Linked DNA regions of Homo sapiens: region 1 is linked to region 2. The links are chromatin contacts, found by Hi-C or POLR2A ChIA-PET in ENCODE. All regions are on one chromosome and are shown on one strand. The core of a region is the stretch at or near the end of the contact, and the rest is flanking DNA. Distances in the headings are between cores, read along the strand shown.

Region 1 (3,611 bases), core at 621-3,120, 120 kb after region 2:
GTAGGAGTGTGTAGGCTGGGTGTTCTACTGGAAACGACTAAATTATCCTACGGGTCACCAATTGATTTATTTGCTAATTGACTGGCCCAGCTTTGGGCTTTAAATCTAAAGAAATCATTTCATCCTTTATTAAATACTGCATGAGTCTCAGTCTTTGTTCTGCAGGGCTATACACAATATACCAATAAAACTTGAATTTACACTACAATAGTTATGCCACTAATGACCTTCAAATGCCACTAATACCATACATGCTCCACTTCTCGGCTGGATCTGAACCTGTCAGTGAATTCTGAGCCCATCGACCTCCCTCTGACACAGAGTCGACCCCCTTGCCCATGCCCGCCCCCAGCCTCCCACATCATTCCATGATTTCATTTCTGAATCGGTTACTATTTGGAGACCCCAATTCCTTTACACCTACTCTTTTTATCTGGTAGACAATACTTTATTCGGAAATGTTCCCTCCTGTAATTACAAATCTTGTTAGTCATCCTCCTCCTCTCCCCAGGAGGATTGTGGGCTTTAATTAATTAATGTGGTTAAACCGCTTTGAGGTGCCTGGTTGAAAGGTGCTATATAAGTGCAAATTATTATTATGGCTGTTGACATCCCATGGCGGCAAAGCCCTCAGCCCTACACATCTAGAGACCTGAACAAAGGCTTCTTCATCTTCACCTTCCCTGCTAGGTCTGAAATCGCTAGCTCAATGGTTTAGGAGCAAATCTGTTACCATCTCAACAGCAATCAACTAATTAATCCCCATTATGTCAGCTTCCGTTTCCTTCTTCCAAGCAGTACGGTCCTGTTTTATTTCACAAATCACACCCCCATCAACTCTAGACAAAGGTCACAGTATCCCTATGGCTTCTCTTGGCCTAAAGGAAAAAAAAAAAAAAGAGAAAGTTTGAAAAAAAAAAATTGTTATGAAATGCACTAACTTCCCACCAGCAACCTAAATGGAACTTTCCTCCAACAGCAGTCCTCTTTCATACGTATTGCCCACAGAGCCACTGGCCTTGCAAACCAGAGATCCAGAAACACAGCGGAAGTGTGGGTTAGGGTCCCGCAGCCCTGGCTTGACTAAGGATAGCTATAGACAAAAGGGGAGTGTCGCTGCACTGGGTGGGAAGAGGTCATCCACAGAAGCAAGCACCCCTCTTCAGCTTTCTCTATGACCCCCAAGTTTCCCCTGAGAAAGCCAGCTGCCATCTGTAGCCAGGAAGCCCTCACAAAGGCAGGGGACCATGATTTAGATGTTTTGTGCTATATCTAGCACACCACAGTCCTTAACAAATGCCCAATACTTCCACTATGATGGTAGCCATTGAAAGCAGCCCTGTGGGGGAGACTTGGCCTCGCATAGGGACGCGGCTGACCAAAACACTCCTTACAAGGTTGTGCCTCACACCCTTTGTTCCAGTGGATGTGGGCAAGCCTCAGGGGGTCATGTCTTCATCTGCCTTCATTTATCCTCCCTATTGAAGGGCTCCTTCAGGACACTGGTCAGCCTCTGTGGGAAATGATTTGGAGAGCAACAAAAGAACCTGGGCTCTCTGGGAGGGCTTCAGAATTCAGTAAACATCTGGACATGGAAGGCCAGGTTCTCAAGCAGTCTAGCTGGGGAGATGTCAAAAGAGAGAAAGAGCTGTGTCTGCAATGCAAGCCCTTAGTTCTGTGGCGACATTTGTTGTAGAAAGACACAGACACCCCAGTAGGTAGATAGGAAGATTTTTCAAAAGCTCCTCTATTTGTCGGGTTTTGTGAGTTCAGTGCACTGTTTGTCAGTTCTCATGGCATGTGTGAGGAAACAGAAGTTTCGCATGGCTGGCGAGCAGCATGTGATGGGTGTTCTGACTCTGTGTGAGCTATGAATAACCTGAGGTTGCATAAGCCTGTCCTGGTAGTTGCTGTTAAGCTGTCTGTTATCCTTGAAGTTTGTAAAGCCCTCATGGGTCAAGATGACTTACTGGATTCTCACCCACGAGCACATTTTAATTGACAAAAAAATTAAGCACTAAGTGGCGAAATGATTTACACTTCATCGGTGAAATTCAGGATCTGAACTCTTGACTCTCAACGTTGCCTTTATTGTTGAGTCAATCCATTTAGAACACATTAGTCAGCATGACTCAACATTCACTACTAATCAGCATTAGTGATGGAACTAATCAGCATTCCCCAGTGTCCCTGAATCTATCCTCAAATAGCAAAAGAAATTGGCTTCTGTCAAGAGACAATGGAATGCGGTTTTTGTCAGTATTCACAAGCTGAAATCCAGTCCAAGTCCCACGTACTCTCAAGAACCTACCTCAGTCATCCTACTTGGAATAAGTCTATTCCCTTTATCCTTCTATATTCCACTGTTTGAACCTTGGTAATAGGTATCACAGTTGGCTTTTGATTAAACTTATTTAACTACATCTCTCCTAACTAGATTCTGGGCTACTAAAAGGAAGGGACCTTTTTTTTTTTTTTTTCAGCCTTATATCTCTTGACCCCTGAGCACCATGCTTTGTGAACAATAGATGCTCAACAAATATTTGCTGAACTGAACTCACTGAAATGCAGCTTAAATCATATTCCAGAAAGAACATGAAGTTCTTTGGAAGAGACTTTCAAAGAAAATCAACAACCTGAATTGATTTAACATATTTTGGTACTGTTACCTGGCCATTTTTGCAAATGCAAATTGTTAACTCTGCAAAGATAGCCAAGTGGCTTCCAGGTTCTAAAAGAGAAATGTAAATCCAGTCTAACTATAGTCCAGGCCTTGGAATAAAGTTTTTCTCAATAATGTTATTTCAACTGATATTTTGTTTCATTTTTTTTTTAAAAGTGGAGGTAGGAAAAAACATTTTGGAAAAAAAAAAGTGTTTGGTCTATGACTTTGGACCCAAGTTCATGCCCTGCCTTGTGCTATAAGCAATAGTAGCTCTCATTGAAGTTTCTTTCCTGGATACTGCATAAAAGCAAAACACATACTAAAGTTCCTTCCTGAAGGAGATTCTGTTTTGGGTGGGCAGAACAAGATTTTTGGGTGCTGATCCTTGGTGAAGTGATACCCTTTCTCTTCTACTTTAGAGTCTGGAACCAAAGAGGGTCCTGATGGCACTTTTCAATACATACAATATTTATGCTGCATTTTAAGAGTATAACTCTATTATGCAACAAGCCCAGCCCTTACGTCTGTACTATTGCACCTAATCTCTGCAACTGGGCTCTTCAGAAAGGGCTGTGTCACCGAATATTCATTTTCTTTTCTCATGATAACAGAAATCCCGAAATTTAGCTGGGTATATGGCCACCCAGATTAATGACTATATTTTTAGCCTTTCTGATCATATATTTACAGACTGGCCAACATCATATAAACAGAAATAATGTGTATAACTTCTGGTTAATGTCCTTAAGGGATGGGGGATGCTTTCTCTCCCACCACCATTCTCTATCTCATGCACATCCTGCTACTGGGATGGAGGGCATGATGCTGAACCATTCTGGACCATGGTAACGGCAACATCCTAGGTGTGACAGAGCAAAAAGTCAATGGCCTGGGCTCTTCGATAGACATGTAGAGCTAAGCTGCCAAACCAGCTCTGGACTGCATT
Region 2 (3,588 bases), core at 31-2,530:
GAAAATCAGAGGGCCGCTGCTTAATGATCTCGGCCATCAGGTAGGCTTTCCCACACCTGCCTGCTGCATCCCGTGGGACAGGGAGTCCTGTAGGGGGACAGGGTATAGATGACCACAATCACACTTCCACTCTTGGGTTTCGATGGGGGTTTGGTCAGAAGTCAGCAAAACTATGACTTGTTCAGAAAACAGAATGATTAGGCTCTCTGAGAGACCCCAAAGGCCCAACCACTCTGCAGGACCAGGGCCTGGGACCTGCAAGTGAAGCCTAATCTTTCGGGAGCCCCTGGGGAGGAAGAGGATTATGTGAAGTGGTTCCGAAAGGAGGAAGGACCTGAGACTTTCACAGAATTTCTGTCTTTTCCTTCTTGTCTCCATCCTTCTTTCATAGCCTTGGAGGGGAACATTCCAGCTTCTTATAGTTATGGTGAAGAAGGCCAACACCAGCATGTCACTCATGGTCCAGACCGATTTCCTGATCTGGGTGGCCAAGGGTGAGAATAACATTTCCACTGAGCTGATTGATGAAGGACACGGGTACAAGTTTAATGTAGATGGGGCGGATCTGATGGGAGGTCGTGAGAAGAAAAACTTTCTTGTCTTCCTCTGACTTTCTGTTTTCATTTGAAGAGAGTAGGATTAAGTTCTTAGGTCTTAGAGTCAGATGGCCTGAGTCTGCAACCTGGAAGAGACCACCTAGCAATCTGGTCCTACCCATTTGGGAGCCTACTCACCCCACGGTTCCTCTACTTGCAATGAGTTTCCTAAACAGGGCAGGGCCAGATTTCCACCTTGCGCAACTTCTGCTGTGGCTGGAGAAGGAGGATGCTAGCCTCCTTGGTGTTTACGAAATGAGTTATGATATGTAATGTTAGAATAACGTCCAGCACGTAGTATGTTTCGTATGGCAACATCCTTTCCCTCCTCCTCAGCCTGGGGTTGGTTGGCTATGGAGATATGCCCACACTACCACCACTCCTGGCAGCCCCCTGTGTTCAAAGAGTGTGGGAATAGGGTACTGGCCGATGTCCGACGGTCAGCACCGCAGTGGGCCATAAAGCAGCGGCAAAGGGAGCGGCCAGCTCAGATACGGCGCAGGAGATGAAAGTCGGCCGTGTTTTCCTTTCCAAAGTGCTGCTGTGTTCCTGAAGGCCTGCAGCTTCCTCTGCCCTGCTGGGGATTTTTTTTCTTCCCAGTTCCTCTCAGTGATATCTTAAGAGGCAAACTTCCAGCACTAACAGGAGGTCTTTTGTTCTCCTTTTCTCAAAGCGGACTTTAACCCAGTTACTACAGACTGAGTCACTGTAAAAACAAACAAATAATAATAATACTCCATTTTCTTAAAGGCTCTTCCATGCCTGCTGACAGAAAAGGGGGAACCTGACACTGCCCTGGGCCTGTGGGGCTCCTCCCCGCCTCCGTCTTCTGGAGGCACAGCCCACGAGAACCTTCCAGAACACACTGGAGCCCGGCACCGTGGAACTGTTCAGCTAGGCTCTGGCTTGTTTGGAATTTCATCTGACTTGAAGGGGCCCGTGGACTCAGAGGAATTTGGGTCTCAACACAGTCCCGGTGGGATTTACCCCAGACCGAGGAATGCTTGTTTTACTCCTGGATCTGCTACACACTAAATTCGGGACTTTCCTCCCTTCTCTACACTTTAGTTTCTTTTTATGTATGTGGAACAGGAGTATTAGACACTCTGCGATTTTATCAGAAAGGATTTTACAATGGTTATACTGTGATTTCTCCTTTTCCCTGAGTACATCTCCTCCTGGCTGAGAGTTCCTGGAGGGGGAATGACAGCTAACACATTTCTGAATCCTTGGTCTTAAGCATGGTATTTGGTTCATGGACACACAAGGTGTCTAGTAGACGTCTGTTAAAAGGACACATGAATGAATGAATGAATGAATGAGGTTTGAGTTGGTGTGCTGTGCTTGGTCTGACAATGATATCAACAGGAAGCTTCACTTCATCATCATCAATAATAAAAAGGTAAGGCTTAAGGAGTTCCTACTGATACCACCTCTTTATGTAGAAGTAGCTTTCTCTTCTTGGGAAGCTACTTGTACTTGAGAATTTAGATTTAAAATCAGACCGAGACTGCCATGGGTCTCTAGGACGGCCGTCTATTTTTCTAAGCTGGTCCCCACTTTAACAAATCCCAGGAGCTGAAGCAGTAGGATCTTCATTTACTCTGTTGGGTTTGTGCCCCCGAGATACAGTCCTTTCCATTTCAGCATCAATCATTTGAAAAGTAAATATCTCACCTTCTTGTGACCTGGCAAGGATAGAGTAGAGTTCTCTCCATCAGGGTCAATTTACATCTGTGTCCTTTTTTTTTTTTTTAACTTGTATTTTAGGTTTGGAGGGTACATGTGAAGGTTTGTTACATAGGTAAACTTGTGTTACAGGGGTTTGCTGAACAGAGTATTTCATCACCCAGGTATTAAGCCCAGTACCCAATAGTTATCTTTTCTGCTCCTCTCCCTCCTCTTCTCCCTCCACCCATGAGTAGACCCTAGTGTTTGATGTTTCCTTCTTTGTGTTCATAAGTTCTTACCATTTAACTCCCACTTACAAGTAAGAACATGTGGTATTTGGTTTTCTGTTCTTGCATTAGTTTCTTAAGGATAATGGCCTCCAGCTCCAACCATGTTCCTACAAGAGACACGATCTTGTTCTTTTTATGGCTGCATAGTATTCCATAGTGTATGAAGTCTTAACAAGGGCAGGAGTAGGGTGGGAGTCTCATTTTATAGGGAAAATGTTCCTTGGCTGGTCCTTCCTTCCCTACTCTCTATCCTGTCATCCTCAATGTCCCCTAACAACCAGGAGTGGATGACAGTAAACAATTTCAGTGTTGGGACTGATCTGGCCACTCCCCACTGGGTATGGTTCCCCCAGACGGTGCACAGCTCCTGGCCTAGCCTCAGTTTATTTCTCTGCTGTAGGAGAGCACGGGCCCCATTCTCAGATTGCCTCTTCCAGAATATGCCTTTAAGAGGAGGAGTAAAAAATTCCAGGAACAGGCTTCATGTCAATGACAGTAGCTGGCTAATTTCTTCTGAGAAAATGGAAACCTTGGTCTCCTGATGTGTGCAATGACAGGCACAAGAGGAATTTTCCAATACAACAAGGGAACGAATTTTCTAAGGACAAGCTGGCCGAGAAAAGCCGCCATCTCACCGTGAACCAGAATTAGGTAACGTGGCACCCTTGGAGCAGCAGAGGTGACCGGCTGGAACAGTCGGCCAGGAGGACAGCTGCACTCCCCACCACCTTCTGGGTGTGTTGCCAATGTCTGCCCCTGACGGGATTAGTGACTTCAGGACAGCTGGAACATTCGCAGTGCTGTTTCCTTACGATGGGAAGAGACATGATCTTGACTCTGCTTCTGTAGGAGATGGTGATGAGGAGTAGCTGAAAGCTAGATAGGTTCTTTAAAACCTGTGACAGAAATGGCGTGTGCCAGGCCTATCTGTTTTGCAGGAGCTTTTACAGCAGCCCAGCTGTTTCCTTCTATGAACTCATTTATTACTCCCTTCGTCCACTCATTGGGCATTACTCTATGGGGAACACGGT

Evidence for each region. Hi-C counts contacts between places; a loop is a spot of excess contacts on that map. ChIA-PET counts read pairs that join two places held with the same protein, here RNA polymerase II (POLR2A). Pooled maps may share reads with other maps.
Region 1: a loop to region 2 is called in a pooled map, with 2.4 times the contacts of the local background. The contact joins two enhancer-like sites. A Hi-C loop is called at or near these places in 1 of 168 maps with a recorded cell type or tissue (PC-3) and 1 of 50 pooled maps. POLR2A ChIA-PET finds 5 or more read pairs at or near these places in 3 of 52 experiments (B cell, H1 and WTC11).

The regions. Positions count from the first base shown.
Region 1 is chr14:68,474,915-68,478,525 of GRCh38, reverse strand. It overlaps RAD51B (RAD51 paralog B), which reads right to left. Exons shown (of 11, transcript NM_133510.4): 11 at 433-878. The coding sequence ends at 862. Among named protein-coding and RNA genes, the nearest start is that of RAD51B-AS1, 210 kb to the left of the region's middle. RefSeq lists enhancers at 1,967-2,186, 1,183-2,382. Within about 2 kb of position 1,870, at least 22 of the 41 ENCODE cell types and tissues checked have a DNase peak (open chromatin) inside an H3K27ac peak, as active enhancers do; they include PC-3, where a contact is called at or near this core.
Region 2 is chr14:68,596,568-68,600,155 of GRCh38, reverse strand. It overlaps a transcript of RAD51B not described here. Among named protein-coding and RNA genes, the nearest start is that of RAD51B-AS1, 87 kb to the left of the region's middle. Within about 2 kb of position 1,280, at least 33 of the 41 ENCODE cell types and tissues checked have a DNase peak (open chromatin) inside an H3K27ac peak, as active enhancers do; they include PC-3, where a contact is called at or near this core.